Regions from separate parts of the Homo sapiens genome. Here region 2 is linked to region 1. A link is a loop called in an ENCODE intact Hi-C map of the cell type or tissue named here. Cell type or tissue: GM12878. All regions are shown on one strand.

What was found. A loop is a pair of places that touch in the nucleus more often than their neighbours do. Peaks named below come from ENCODE experiments on the same cell type or tissue, not always from the same donor. Only the 100,000 strongest peaks of a DNase experiment are listed, where the experiment ranks them.
Region 2: it touches region 1 in a loop (3.0-fold over the local background); 3 of 110 quality-filtered maps call a loop at or near these places.

Annotation. Positions count from the first base shown.
Region 1 is chr6:135,222,549-135,230,548 of GRCh38, reverse strand. The region is part of intron 1 of LOC105378011 (a long non-coding RNA gene); the gene reads left to right. Among named protein-coding and RNA genes, the nearest start is that of MIR548A2, 13 kb to the left of the region's middle. In GM12878, no CTCF peak of the experiment used is centred here; DNase peaks (open chromatin) are centred at 1,808 and 3,778; H3K4me3 peaks cover 269 bases; H3K27ac peaks cover 255 bases.
Region 2 is chr6:135,419,202-135,427,201 of GRCh38, reverse strand. It overlaps AHI1 (Abelson helper integration site 1), which reads left to right. Exons shown (of 29, transcript NM_001134831.2): 20 at 1-35. Among named protein-coding and RNA genes, the nearest start is that of AHI1, 75 kb to the left of the region's middle. RefSeq lists a silencer at 1,065-1,265. In GM12878, a CTCF peak has its summit at 3,354 (motif pointing right); a DNase peak (open chromatin) is centred at 3,381.

The sequences.
Region 1 (8,000 bases):
CAGGAGTTCAAGACCAGCCTGGCCAGCATGGTGAAACCCCGTCTCTACTAAAAATCAAAAATTAGCCAGGTGTGGTGGCACATGCCTGTAATCCCAGCTACTCAGGAGGCTGAGGCAGGAGAATCGCTTGAACCTGAGAGGCAGAGCTTGCAGTGAGCTGAGATTGCACCACTGCATTCCAGCCTGGGTGACAGAGTGAGACTCTGTCTCAAGAAAAAAAAAAAAAATTCAAAAATTAAGCCCAGATCAAAAACAATCCTGTCATCCTATTGGTTATGAAGATAATATGAGGCTGTAACCATTTTGAGAGACAGGGGGTGCTCTTAGTGGGCCTGTAGACCTGCGTGGGCAGAGGGAACAGCAACTGAGCCATGGAAATGAAGATTAAAGGGGAAATTGTGCCATCAGAATCACCGCAGTATCCCAGCTAACCAACCTACCAGCTCAAGGCCTGAATATTGTTGCTGCTGAAACCCTTTTTGTTTCTCCCACACTTCTCTTTGTGTCCTTACAGAAAGGCCCCATTAGCTGAGACCACCTGAGTCTGAATGTGTCTTGGGTCTTTGCAATCTTAAGTAGCTCAAATAACTGGAAGTGGAGACCTCTAATTCTAAGATGGGCTAGCACTCTGGACACTGTATGTATGTGAGGGGGGCAGAGGAAAGAGCTATATAATCTTCACTCACACCTCCATAGCCTTCCTCTTGGGAATTATGAGGACTATAGATATATTAGAGGCAATCTAATTTCATAATTGATTAAATAGGCCTATGTTTATAGCCAGTGGCAATAAGAACAAAGTAGGAACCTAAATCTGACTCCTGGTGAGGCTCACTTTTTACTCTTCTTTTTATTTATCAAGCAGTGCACGTGCTTTCTCTCTCTCTCTCTCTGTCTTCCTGCCCCCACACAACTCAACAATCTTTCCAAGTGAGCATTCTCTCCCTGTTTTCCAGTTGACCTAGTGATGATAGACCTTGGCAAAATGCTATTTAAAAGAGGGATTTTCAGAAGGCTAGGAAGCCCTGGGCTCAGTGATTTCTATGGGCCACTACAGTATTCCATGCTTCCCTTTTGCAGCATTCATACCCACTCTTGAGGTCATGTATTTCTCTCTAGAGTGTATGTTCCATGAGGACAGATACTGTTTGTCTTGTTCACTGCTATATCCTAGCATCTAACACAGACGAATTGCCAGCATAGACTCCGCCAGAATTCCATTATCTGTTCAGCAAACACATACAAAGGACTTACTATGAGCTAGGCACTGGGCCCACGGAAGATGGTAATGGTACAGTGGTTTTCAAAGTGTGGGTCCTGGACCAATGGTATCAACGTCACCCGGGAATTTGTTAGAATTACAAAGGCTCGGGCCTCAACCCAGACCTACAGAATCAGAAACTGAGGGGTTGGCACCAAAAATCTGTGTTTTCACAAGCCCACCAGGTGATTGGTTGCATGCTAATGTTTGAGAACCACTATGCCGGCTTGCCCCAATTATTTATTACAATTGTCCACATTCTTTTCTCCAATTGGAAGGAGTCTATAGCACCTAGCACATGCGTATTGCCAAAAGCTCTTGGTAGTTCCATAGTTCTCAAGCCTTACTGCACTTCAGAATCACCTGGGGTGCTTTCCAAAATTACCAAGGGCTTGGTTTCTCCCCCTTGAGATTCGGCTTCACTTGGTCCTGGGTGTGACCTGGGCATTGATTTTTTTTTTTTTAAGTTCTTCAGATGATTCTAATACACAGCTAAGATTAAGAATCACTGAGGTAGCTGGAAGACTACAAAGGGAGCGGGGAATTGAAACTGAACACACTGAAGGAAGCCAAAGTATTAGGTTGAGTCACATGAAGTTGACCACATATTGTAGGTCAAATCAGTCAAATATTGCCAATTTAACCTACCAGATGTTCTCAACTCCCAAACAGAAGCAGTCATGGTGTGTAGCCAACAAAAGGACCTAGGTAATAGAAAAATCACGGCTGGGTGCGGTGGCTCACGCCTGTAATACCAGCACTTTGGGAGGCCGAGGCAGGTGGATTACCTGAGATCAGGAGTTCAAGACCAGCCTGACCAACATGGAGAAACCCCATCTCTACAAACATCCAAAATTAGCTGGGCATGGTGGAGCATGCCTGTAATCCCAGCTACTCAGGGGGCTGAGGCAGGAATCGCTTGAACCCAGGAGGTGGAGGTTGCGGTAAGCCAAGATCGCGCCATTGCACTCCAGCCTGGGCAACAAGAGCAAAACTCCATCTCAAAAAAAAAAAAAAAAAAGAAGGAAAAGAAAAATCATAAGCTCAGTTACACTGTTTAACTGAAGCAGAATCCATTATCTTCACCACTAATACTGCCATTGTGATTTTTGATTACTTTTCTTCTAGGGCTGGGGTCACAAACTTTTTTTCTGTAAAGGGCCAGATAGTAAATATTTCAGGTTTTGGAGGTCACATGGTCTCTGTTGCAACTATTTCACTCCACCATTGCAGCAGAAAACTAACCATAGATAATATGGGAAATAAAAGGGTGTGGCTGTGTTCCAATAAAACTGCATTTATTAAAACAGGAAGTGGGCCAGATTTGGCCAGGAGCTATAATTTGTCCACCTCTGTTCAACAGTATTGGTTTTTCCGTAAGAATGTTAGAAAGTAGGTGTAAGTTGTTTTAGACTTTTGCATGATGAAACGGCTGGCTTGTGATATGAACTAGCTGTAAGACATACAGAAAGCTTCCCGATGTTGCACAGCCTTTAAGTGACACAACTGAGTATTGTTGGGTTCCTTCGACTCCCATTTAAGCAGAAATTTTAAGGCTTGGGGATAGAGATGGGAGGAGACCCAAAGTGTGGAAATGCCTCCCTTCCTTTACGTGGTGTTTAGCAAATGTTATCATCAAAGGCATTACCTTCATGAGCAATACACACTTCAAACAAACCCTCTAAAATCACTGTAGTTTTGTTACCGGTAGAGGGTGTCCAGGTTCTTGGTGTCTTGGACAAAGAATTGGACAAAATGTGCAAATAAAGCAAGGAAAGAATGAAGCAACACAGGCAGAGATTTATTGAAAATGAAAGCATACTCCACAGGGTGGGAGCAGACCTGAGCAAGTGGCTCAGGAGCCCAGTTACACAATTTTCTGGGACTTAAATACCCTCTAGAGGTTTCCCATTGCTTACTTGGTGTACACCCTATGTAAATGAAGTGGTGGCCCATGATCAGTCTGATTGCTTGTGGGAGGGGATAAAATAGAGTATATACAAAGTTATACTCCTATGCAAATGAAGACTTGACCCATGACCAACCTGATTGGTTGCAGAAGGGGACCAATCAGAGGTACTTTCAATATTTCATCTGCCATGCGGAAAAAGTTGGGGGGTTGTAAAGGGAGTAGCCTCTGGTCCTTTTGATAGTTGGGCATGGCAAGTTGGGGGTTTTCCTTTTGATTTAGTTCTAGGAATTAATTGTGAATCAGCCCTAGGTTCCCTGCCTCTAGACCCTATTCTCCTGCCTCAGTTTCCCATATTTTCATGACTTCATTTACTCAGAGATAATTAGAGTTGGAGGGAATCTATGGCTGAGCTGATCCCAAATAATTTATAGCTGAGCAAGCAGAGACCCACAGAGATGAAGTGGTTGACCATAGTAACACATGTAGGGTGGAGGTGAGACCACTCACAGATGCTCAACCACATTCATACGTGGATTGTCTGAATATTTACTGAGCACTTATGTCATGTTGGGCATTGGGTTAGACACTAAAGAAAAAAGGGAGTTTCCACCCTGAAAAAGTTCAGACATGCATTAACCCATGAGCCACAGTTAAGCATGTGGCTCTGAGTGTCTGGAGACAGTGGACAAAGTTTTTGGGGAGCAGAACACCTGCTGGTTTCATTACTGATGAAAGTTAGCTGAGATCTCACCACTGCACACTCCAGCCTGGGTGACAGAGTGAGACTTTGTCTCAGAAGAAAAAAAAAAAAAAAAAGAAACCTAAGGGGTCCTTTCTGAAATTTCTGCTGGTTAATTTCCAAGCTTTTCCTTTATTTTATGGTATCATCAATTATAAGACTCTATGGGTTTAATAAGTTTACAACAAAAGAAAAATCAGACCATGTTAAAGACACAATCTGATGTCAGAAATGGTAAAAGATGAAAAAGAATATGTTAAAGAAATATGGTTATTAAAAAAGCAAATTTGAAACAAGCCTGTTTCTTAATACATCTGTGACTATCCAAGAAAATATTACTCTGCCAGTAACTTTATATATGTTATATATTGTTTATATGTAAACATATATGCTGTATATGTAATACATATTTAATTGTTTTGAATTCTGTGTTGCTTGCAGAGGAGGTGCTCAGTAAATATTTGTTGAATAAATAAATGAGTTACAGGCTCTTGACAAATAATCTCTTACCTGTTGTTCTCTTTAACTTGTATATTTATGCCCCTTATTTGCTGACTCATTGTCATTTAGTGAAATTTCATGATGGAGTGGCATTCATTCGTATTTTCAATCACCGTATTTAACCAGAATACGTGCTCCTAATGTCTTTCATTTCGGAATATTTGAAATGGGGAAGGAAATAAATTTGGGATGTTCAAAGTAAGGCCAAACTGGCGAGTACCCTAACCAATCACCACTTTCCAGAAGGCTTCAGGTCATACACTGAACACTGCGCGCCTTGACTCGGAAACTGGGCAAGGAAGGGAAGGGAGTTGTCTGTCCATTGTTAGCTATTTAGGACCATTAAAGAATAGGTGGATGGATTTGTATTCTTTAGAAAAGTGACCGAATGGAAACAAATCCTGACTCTGCCTAACATCTGCCCCCAAACACAGGCGAAGGGTGATTTGTTAACTTATAAGTTCATTTCAGAGGATGTTTTCTAGCAGGAAAACCTCACAATTATATCCTTGGTACTCCAATGTCTCTGGCCTACTAAAGCTTTCTTTCAATTTTGTCTTTGATCTGAGGTTCTCCCTGGGCTTTGTAACTATATACAGGATTAAATACTTACCCCATTTAAATAGAAATCCCAAAGCACAGAGGAGTAAAGTGATTTGAAACAAGGGTTTTTGGCATGTTGATTAGAGACTGGTTTAGAACCAAGGATTTCTGAATGAAAATGTGTGTGTGTGTGTGTGTGTGTGTGTGTGTGTGTGTGTTTGGTCTTGTTTTGTTTATGCGCTTAACTTCGTGAGATATAAATTCCCTTATGACAGATCATATGCAATTGAACCATATTTCTAAAGAGGTTTAGATATATACAAAATTATGCTTCCCCATATATTATAAAAATCAAACAAAAGATGGATCAGCGGCCGAGGTTAGCCATTATTAGTACCAACATCTGGAACATAATAATTCCCTGGATTTAAGAAAATCTACTTATAGTTAGGGTCTTAATATTTTTCTAATACTCTATAGACAAATGGGCATTTTAATTAAAAATTATGGGCCCCAAAGGAATTGAAAGCTATTGGGGAGTGTTTAGACAGAAAACACAGGGTTGGGGGAGTAAGGCAGGGTGTTTTGGTGTGGTCCTCTCAGACCACCTGCATTAGAATCAGCTGCAAGCTTGTTAAACCTTCCCAGGTCTACACCTGACTCATAAATCAGAATCCGAGGGTGACGTCAAGAATCTCCATTTTAAACAAATTTCCAATGTGTTTCTGAGGATCATTGACTCTACAAATGCATTCTAGATTAAAGAGTAAAAGAAAATATAAAATTAAGCTAAGAACACCTTCAAGAACAAATATTGGCAGAATTTCTTAATGACCAAAATATCAAAATATAATCAGATTATTCCATACGAAAAATTCAGTAGAAGATTTGGCTTTTGAAAATGATGAGGAAACTTTTAGAGAAATTATTTGTTGATAATATTCTGCTCTTAAAAAAGAAAAGAGTTTTAAGTAATCAGTTCTTCCTGAACTAATTACTTTATGGACTATAAAACGTGAAAACAGCCCTTATGAACTTCGGATCAAAAGATATGTTTTCAATAAGATTTTTCTGGGATTAAAGCACATTCTTTTGAAATTAAGAAGCAGTAGGAAGTGCACTATGTACAATCCAATTAACTGAGTATAAGATTCAGGCCCTGCCAGCATTTGGCCCTGCTAACCTAAGGTTTAATTTTATACTGTCTATGAAAAAGGGATTTGAACAAAATTATTTATATGAATCAGCTATAAATAAGTAATTTTATATCACTGCAGAAACCATTCCATAACTCCCCATATCTCTACGGACAAAGTTCAAGCTCTATTTACACCGCTTTTCTCTCCGGCCTCGTATCTTTTTTTTTCCTCCAGGTTTCTCTTTCAGTTTCTCAAAACTCACCTCTCAGACATCACCTTTCTTCTTCTTTTCTCTCTCCCTCTTTCTTCTTCCCTAGCATATTGAGAGCACTTCATAAATATTGTGTCATTACTAACAAGATTATTACAGGTAATAGAAAAAGCAGACACATTTAAGATACATTTTGCAGATAGAATATTCAGGTCTTTCTGAGCATTTGAGTGTAAGGAGGGTAATAAGGTAAAGAGAGAAACCAAGGATGACAAATTTTTGGCTTGAGAAATGAAGAAATTAAGATACAAGGGCCAATTACTGCTAATGAGAAAAAAGCATTTAAATGATTATGAGTTCTGTTTTGTTCATACTTAATCTAAGATGCTTATATGGGGAAGATGTTAACATGGAATAGGCTGCAGGAGTCTAGAATTTCAGAGTGGGCTCAGGGGTGAAGAGATGGTATTTAAAGCCACAGCACTGATGAAATCCTTTAGGAAGAATGATGGAGAGAGAAGGAGGAAAGGGCCACTTGAGGCCCAAAGTGAGGAGGAGCAGCAAACAGAGGGAACCAGTGAGAAGCAGGAAAACCAAGAGAGTCATGCCTGAAGCCAAGAGAGAAAAATGGTTAGAGAAAGAGGGGGTGTCAACTCTGTTGACTGCTGCCAATAAGTAAAGTAAAATGAGGCCCAAGAAGTGACTACAGCATTTGGCGAAGTGGAGGTCACTGGTGACATTGAAGAGGCAGGCATGGAGGAGTGGGGGCAATGAAAGTTCATGTGGAGTGGGCAGAGGGGAGGCAACCTGGGGAAGTGGGGACCTGCCATACAGAATTCCCTTAAGCAGTTTTGCTGAGGAGCAGATAAATGGGGTGGTATGATGGGGTATATAAGGGGATATTGTCCACTTGAGTCCAAGAGTTTGAGACCAGCCTGGGCAACATGGTGAAACCTTGTCTCTACAGAAAGTACGAAAATTAGTGGGGCTTGGGGGCACGTGCCTGTAGTCCCAGCTACTTGGGAAGCTGAGGTAGGAGGATCACATGAGCCCAGGAGGCTGAGGCTGCAGTGAACCCTGATTGTGCCAATACTGATTAGCCTGGTATGACAGAGCATGACTCTGTCCCCACTCCCCCAAAAAAAAAGAAAAAAGAAAAGAAAAAAAATTAAACTATACTGATGAGGGAACATTGTCTTTCCTGCTGGAAGTTGTAGACCATGTTAATGTGAGGGAATAATTGGGAGAGAGGAAGACAATGATGATGTCGGGGAGAGAGAGAGTATTCACAAGATGAAACCCCTGAGGATACAGAGGAATGGCTTGCAGAGGCCAGATGGATGGGCCAGTCCATGACTGCAGCTGGGCATGCTCACCCATGCTAACAAGAGACAGAGTAGGCATGCAGGTGTGGCTCTTGACGGCTTCTCTTTTCTCATTCGTGTATGAGTCAAAGTTATCTGCGGGGACTGGGTAGAAACGGGATGGAGAGTTTGAGAGAAAGGGGTGTGAAACTGTTGTTTGGAGCATGGGGAAAAAATTTACTAACTAGATATACTCAGGTAGTAGAACTGCCTGAATGTCCAAATACAATATATCATCATGAATTTAAAGATAACTTGTTATATTTGGGTGTTTTTATTCAGCAAGTTTAAGATGTCACATCTTACTCTACTGTCCTTTCCAACTTTTGC
Region 2 (8,000 bases), 200 kb before region 1:
TGAGCCAATTCTTCTGTATATTTACGATTTCCATGGTAAGTCTACCACTTGATAAGTAAAGAATTTTTAGAGTAACCTTTACATTTAGACTAAACCAGGAATCTGTCTGGAATTCAAATGTTGACAAAAGTACACATAATAATTGTGCCCTTATGTTGGAATCACAGAAAGCTAGCCACAAGTTTCTTTGTAAATCAATTTAAGTAAATAGAATTCACCTAAAAATTATTTGGAATATGTTAACTAAATTTAAAAGGTAAATAAAACTTAGGGAATACAGATCTTTGATGTTTTCAGTTGACTGTTGAGTTAATATTTTATCCTGTGTTGTTACTAAAGCACATAGTTTTAATAAATTGTAGTTTTGAGAGTTTCTTAACATAAAAAGTAGGGGGAAAATCACATCAGTGAAAACATCACCTGGAATTAGAAATCTAATGTCTTTCGTGTCCGCAATTACACTATTCTATCATTCTGAGAAATAATAAGGAAATAAAAAGTGTGGATACATTATTTTTCAGGGACAGTATGGTATTCTAAGAATTCTTTGGATATATGCTGGTTTTCATATATTTCTTTAATTTCTATCCTGAAATTAGGATTCCACTCTTCTATATTATACTATTAGTGCTGTCATTCTCAAAATTGCATTTCTATTTTCTTCATATAGTATTGTACAAAAATGAAAAGTCTTTGTTAGTTTCTTTGATTTGCTTATGGAAAGTTAAGTGTATTAAGTTAATATAGATTGAATTGATTAATGGTTGTGATAAATACTAAGTAATTAGGCAATTAAGTTAGAAATCTGAAGTTCTTGATCACAGTGTGGATTATATTATGCCTTCCAGGGTAAATTATGCTAGAAAATAATGTGTAAAGTCAAAATGTAATCTTATTTTAAAGAATTTTATAGAGAAGAAATCATTTCTGCAATGCATACTCAGATTTATAGAACACTGTTAGTAATGGTAGAATTGCCAAGCAACACAGTACCATTTACTATTACAAGCAGACATTAGCAAAGATAAACACTGCCTGATTATAGGAAAAAATAGATGGATTCCTCAAATCATTCAATGTCCAAATCTGGTGTCTAGTTTCACCATGTATCCTGAAACAGTTCTCTCTTTGTACCCACTCTAAATCTTCACATAAATGAAGAGTTATACCAAAGTACTTTATATTTGGAACTGTTATACAGGAAATAGGCAGCACAGTTATTTCCTCAGACTCTTAAGAGGTTTTACAGTAGTCTTCATTCAATTTCTAATTTGCTTTTTATGCCTTTGAAATTTTCACTACACATACACATTAAAGTTGCACTCTATCTTTTCTTAAAGCAATTTATTTTTTGTCACTGACAGGATTTTATCATCAGAGTAGCCCAGGATAGTTAGGTTTGCCAGTTTGGTTTTTAGGCAGTAAGCAAAGAAGTCCATTCTAGAGGCCTAGTAGGAGAAAGAGCTAAGCATTTTAGGAGTCTAAAAAAATGGGGTTTAGGCTCCATTCTGTTACTCTAGTGACCTTGCACAAGCTTCTTGCCTTCCTGAAGCTCCATTTTCTTATCTATGAAAAGGTACTACAGTACTAATACCTGTCCTACCTAAGAGAGGTATTTGTGAAGATACTATGAGACCATGACTGTGAAAGTACTAGGTAAATTGATAAGCACAATATTGAAACAAAAGATAAAATGGGTTGTTATGCCCATCCAACCAATATATGCTTGACTATATGTAAGAATTTCTGTTTTAATATGCTAATAAGCATCTCTATATGGAAAGCAGTTGAAGAGTTTTTTCTCCTCTCTTTTACTCTGTTGGTCAGTCTTTTATTTATTAAAGTATGTTTCTTTCCAGGTCAATTTATTAGAATATAAATGCATAAAATTAAAAACATAATGTTATTTCCACACTATCTTAATGTGCAAGAGGAAGGATTTCCATGAGCATTTTAGAAATCTAAATATTCAAATAGTAGACACATTAAATTTAAATTATTTGTGCAATATATCACAAACACAATTTTTGATATGCAAACACACCTTTACAAACAAATTAAAACTAAAAAATGTTTCAACACATTTTCCCAACTCGTTGCTATTTTTAAAAAGAGGAAGCTTAGGAAGAAGTTAAGTAATCTTAAGCCATCTAAGATTGAGCAGAGTTCTTGTGAATGGTATAGATCCATAAGAAAAGTATAATATTTATTACCAACCTATTAGAGTTTTGTCTTATGTTTTATTTTTTAATACAGGAATATTTTGCTCATAATTTTTTGGTTGAAAATAAAGTTTACATATGGCTTTACATAAATATTTTAATAGTATAAAATTCAAAAAACACAAAAGACTTAAGGGATTTTTAAGTGGTGTTTAAAAAAAATTATCAGATAATTTTCCAGGAAAATGGAGCAAGCTTATTTTTTTTTATAAGCTAAACAAGTTGTGAATGAGACCACAGTGGTAACTAAATGTATCATCCATCTTTCAGTTCTAGCAAAATCTGTGAAGAGTTAGCAAGCATCTTTCCCTGGTAAACATATGTTCAGGTTGTGGTCTTTTGGGTCTTTCATTCTACTGACTTTTTGCTTTTTTTGGTAAGAAATATGATTTTTACTTTCAGAAGGCAGTTTTATTTGCCTGATGTTGAAAGGGTTAATCATCCAGTAATACAAAATTTAGTCACAGAGTACCACAAATAATGTACTTTTAGGATTCCCATAATAACAGAGTACTAGTCAGAGAAACGGCTTCTACTGAATTAAATTTATGAAGCTAGACTTCAGTTAATGTGTTGTTATTAATCAATATTCACCTCAGTCTCTAGGATATTGTTCTAGATTTAATAATAATTTTAGTAAATACTTACATAGCATTTTGTTTGTTCCTGGTTCTGTTTTAAGCATTTTACCTTACATATATTTAAGTTTCTGCAATAATCTTATGACATAGGGGCTGTTATCCTCGCTTTACAGGAGCCATGGCTTTAAATCAATGCAGTTTGCTCCTGGAGTCCATGCTCTTATTTGCTACACTAAATTTCCTTTTCAGCAAATTTCTTGAAATACTAGTTTCTAAATGTCTAATAATCAAACCTTGTTTTTTCTACAGTACAGTTTTTTCTATGTTTCTCTGTGGAGTATGTGGTTTCCTTGTATTTTCTATACGTTGTAAGAAGCAAAGATGGAAGCTTGTTCATCTTTTTCCTACTAGTACCTACCCTGAATACTGACACATAATAAATATGCATGTAGTGTTTTCAGTGGAGTCAAGTCAGTGGAGTCAAGTCTAATTTGAGAAGTTCTCAGCATTGTCTGATAATTCTAGGTAATGAGGCTGATTTTTCGCTAGGTGGCAATGTCTCCTCTGAACCAGAGTTAATACTGAGTTTATTAACCAGAGTATATTAACCAGAGTTAATAACAGAGTATCAACTCTGGTTCAGAGGACACATAGTCATAGTATCTTAGACAAGACAAATCTTTATTAAGCACCTATTGTGTGTCAAGTTGAGCTGTGTTATGAAACACAGGAATCAGACTCAGATTACCATTCTTTTTTCTAGTCCTTTGTACTTCCTAAGTAGTTGATTACATTTCTAAAAGAAATTTAAACCAAAAAGCAGTTTCTACTACTGACATGATTTTATTAACACAATTCATATTAATTAATGATAGCCTACGTTGTCATTGTTGACAAACTTATTTTTTATATTGTGGCACACTTTACCAGAGTTCAGGGCAACATGTACCTTTAGTTTCCTATAAAATTTGTTATTTAAGTTGCTCACTGCCTAGAAGCGTGTGATATTTAGAATGCCATATGTCTAACATAGTACCTGGCATGTTACTAATATGCAATAAATGAATAAATGTTGGCATTAACAATTACAAATCCTATAGAATAGCATTTTTTCCTTAAATTTTATAAAAATATATGCTGAGAGGCATCATCAGTAAATTTGGGGCTAATAACAGTGGTAGTAGTAGCTAACATTTATCAAGCATTTACTGTGTCTACCAATCTTATGAGCATTTTACATATATTATCTCATACCATCCTTCTAAAACTCTTCATTGTAGGTCCCATTATTATCCTCATTTTGCAGATGATGAAACGGAGGCACAGAGAAAACAATAATTTTCCTAAAGTAACACAGTTGGTGTAAAGCCACCATTTTGTCTAAGCTGACTCCAGAGTCCATGTTCTCAGTGCATTAAGCTATCTGTCTTAGGCACTTATTTAGTCTTTGCATTTCCTGATCATGAAGTAAATTTAAAAAGTAGCTAAATATTCCTATGGTAAAATGTGTTGTTGGTTTTCAATTTCAACATTTAGGAGAACCCCTTAAGAAAGGAAGTTTGCTTATCTAGTATTATTAATAGTTCACTCCCTTAAAAATGTGGGGGGTGGCTGGGTGTGGTGGCTCACACTTGTAATCTCAACACTTTGGGAGGCTGAGGCAGGAGGATCGCTTGAGGCCAGGAGTTTGAGACCAGCCTGAGCAACATAGTGAGACCTCATCTCTACATACATACATGTATACATACATACATACATACATACATACATACATACATAAAAATAAAACTTTGAGGAGTAACATAATTATGATGTAATAAGCCATTATGTTCTCAATATAGTTTAAAATACAAATATTCTTTAGTATATAGCACTAATTTTTTTTTTTTCTTGAGACACAGTCTCTGCTCTGTCACCCAAGCTGGAGTGCAGTAGCACAATCACAGCTCACTGCGGCCTCAACCTCCTGGGTTCAAGCAGTCCTCCCACCTCAGCCTCCCGAGTAGCTGGGACCACAGGATACTCGACTAATTTCGTGTGTGTATTTTTTGTAGAAACAGGGTTTTGCCATGTTTGAGACAATCCTAGGCCTGGTCTCAAGTGATCTGCCCACCTTGGCCTCCCAAAGTGCTGGGATTACAGGCGTGAGCCACCATGCCTGGCCTCATTAAATTTTAATATAACTCCTTTTACAATATTTTTGAAATCAGATAATGTCTAGTAGAAATAAATTTAATATCCACAGTTTTCTGTACAATATAGATACGATGTAGTGGTTTTCTATATTGGAGATAGCTATTTGTATGTATTCATTTGCAATACGATGTACATACGATACATCTACAAATGTAGAAATACATTTGTTTTCTACGTTCTATATGGCATTCATTTGTAATACTTATGAATAGTTCAAAAGCACATTCAGATAACATAATTCTCATACTTATACAAGATTATGTCATTAAAATATACCTAATAGTAGGGCAGAATTTTAAATATTTATTTTTAGCCTGGTAGGAGAAATTAAAAGATAGAAATGCCACATTTTAAGACATGCCAAAACTACCTGTTTCTTGGTTATATGCTGAAGTACCTATTTTAATATTATTCACATAATAGGTACTTTGATATGAAAGTTTATATCATTCAAGAACTCAAGACATATGGAAAACTTAACTTGATAGTTTTGAGCATAAACCAGAGCCCTGACTTCCTCTTTAAGACATTTTTTTTAATGTTTACAGTGGTGTTTTTAATTGCACTAATGCATGAATGATATGATGTAAAATAGACAACAACAAAGACTGGAGTAAGAGAGCGCTGGCATTCTAGACAAAATACTACCACTCTGTATTTGACCCTGATCAAATAATTTACCTTTCTGCACTTGTTTTGTTCTGCTTGTAAAATTAGAATAGCATATATTCTATTTTATATCAATATTTTTATCAAAGGATAAAATGAAACTATAAAATGAGGCATGAAGCATAAATACAGGCATACCTCGTTTTACTGGTGTTTGCTTTATTGTGCTTCATAGATATTGCGTTTTCTACAAATTGAAGGTTTGTGGCAATTCTATGTTAAGCCAGTCTGTGGGCGCCATTTTTCCAACATTGTGTGCTCACTTGGTGTCTCTCTGTCACATTTTCGTAGCTCTCAAAATATTTCAAACCTTTTCATTATTATGTCTGTTATGGTGATCTGCGGTGAGTGCTTTTTGATGTTACATTGTAATTGCTTTGGGGCACCACAAACTGTACCCATATAAGATGGCGAACTTAATTGATAAATGTTTTCAGTGTTCTGACTGCCCCACCCACCAGCCGTTCTCCCATTTCTCTCCCTCTCTTCAGGCCTCCCTATTCTCTGAGACACAGTATTGAAATTAAGCCAGTTAATAACCCTGCAGTGGCCTTTTAAGTATTCAAGTGAAAGGAAGAATTGTACATTTCTCATTATAAATAAAAAGGTAGAAGTGATTGAGGTCAGTGAGGAAGGCATGGGGAAAGCTGAGATAGGGCAAAGGCTAAGACTTTTGTGCCGTATAGTTAGCCAAGTTGTGAATGCGAAGTAAAAGTTCTTCATCAGTGAACACACAAATGACAGGAAAGTAAAACAGCCTTATTGCTGATATGGACAAAGTTTTAGTGATCTGGATAAAAGATGAAACCAGCCACAGTACCCCCTTATGCCAGAGCCTAATCTAGAGCAAGGCCTCTAACTCTCTTAAAGTCTGTGAAGGCTGTGAGAGGTGAGGTAGCTGCAAGAGAAAAGTTTGAAACTAGCAGCGGCTCATTCATGAGGTTTAAGGAAGGTAACCGTCTCCATAACATTAAAGTGCAAGGTGAAGCAACAAGTGATGATCTAGAAGCTGTAGCAAGTTATCCAGAAGATCTAGCTGAGATCATTGATGAAGGTGGCTACAGTAAACCACAGATTTTCAATGGAGATGAAGCAGCTTTCTAATGGAGGAAGATGCCCTCCAGTAGTTTCATAGCTAAAGAGGAGAAGACATGGATCAAGGAGTAATTTTGACTTTCACGTCTTAGTATTTAAGAAATACATTTCGTAAGTCCATAGCTGACATAGATAGTGATTCCTCTGATGAAGCTGGGCAAAGTACCTTGAAAACCTGGAAAGGATTCACCTTTCTAAATGCCAGTAAGAACATTCATGATTCATAAGAGGAAGTCAAAATATGGACACTAACAGAAGTTTGGAAGAAGTGTATTCCAACCCCCATGGATGACTCTGAGGGCTTCAAGACTTCAATGAAGGAAGTGACTGCAGATTTGGTGAAAATAGCAAGAGAACTAGAATTAGAAGTAGAGCCTGAAGATATGAATGAATTACTGCAATCTCATGATTAAACTAGAATGGATGAGTTGTTTTTTATGGATGAGCAAAGAAAGTAGATTCTTGAGAGAATCTACTCCTGGTGAAGACGCTGTGAACATTGTTGAGATGACAACAAAGATTTAGGAAATTCCATATATTTAGTTGGTAGAGCAATGGCAAGGTTTGAGAGGACACAATTTCTGTGGGTAAAATGCTATCAAATAGCATCACATGCTACAGAGAAATCTTTTGTGAAAGTAAGAGCCAATCAGTGCAGCAAATTTCATTGTTGTGTAAATTGCCACAGCCACCCCAGCCTTCAGCAACCACCCCATTTATCAGTCAGCAGACCCTTTATTAACATTAAAGCAAGACCTTCCATCAGCAAAAAGATTATGATTAACTGAAGACATAGATGATTGTTAGCATTTTTTAGCAATAAAATAGTTTTTAAGGTAAATGCATTGATTTTTTAGACATAATGCTACACTTAATAGACTACAATATAGTGTAAACATAACTTTTATAAGCACTAGAAAATTAAAAACATATGACTTTCTTTATTGAGATATATGCTTTATTGCAGTAGTCTGAAACCAAACCCGCCATATCTCTGAGTAATGCCTGTGTTATTAGAGTTCATGAACTAGGCTGCAGTCGGGAAATTGTAGCTATTCTCTGTAGCAGGGTATGTATGACACATTTTCAGTTGGATAACATTCTGTGTGATGATTGATAATGGAATAGGAACCAACAAGAGCAGAATAGCATGTACTGCAGGGAATTTGCAGATAGTTGATTCAATTTTTATATCCAGCTAATGAATTTGCCAGATGCTGGTAGATGCTGTCTCATT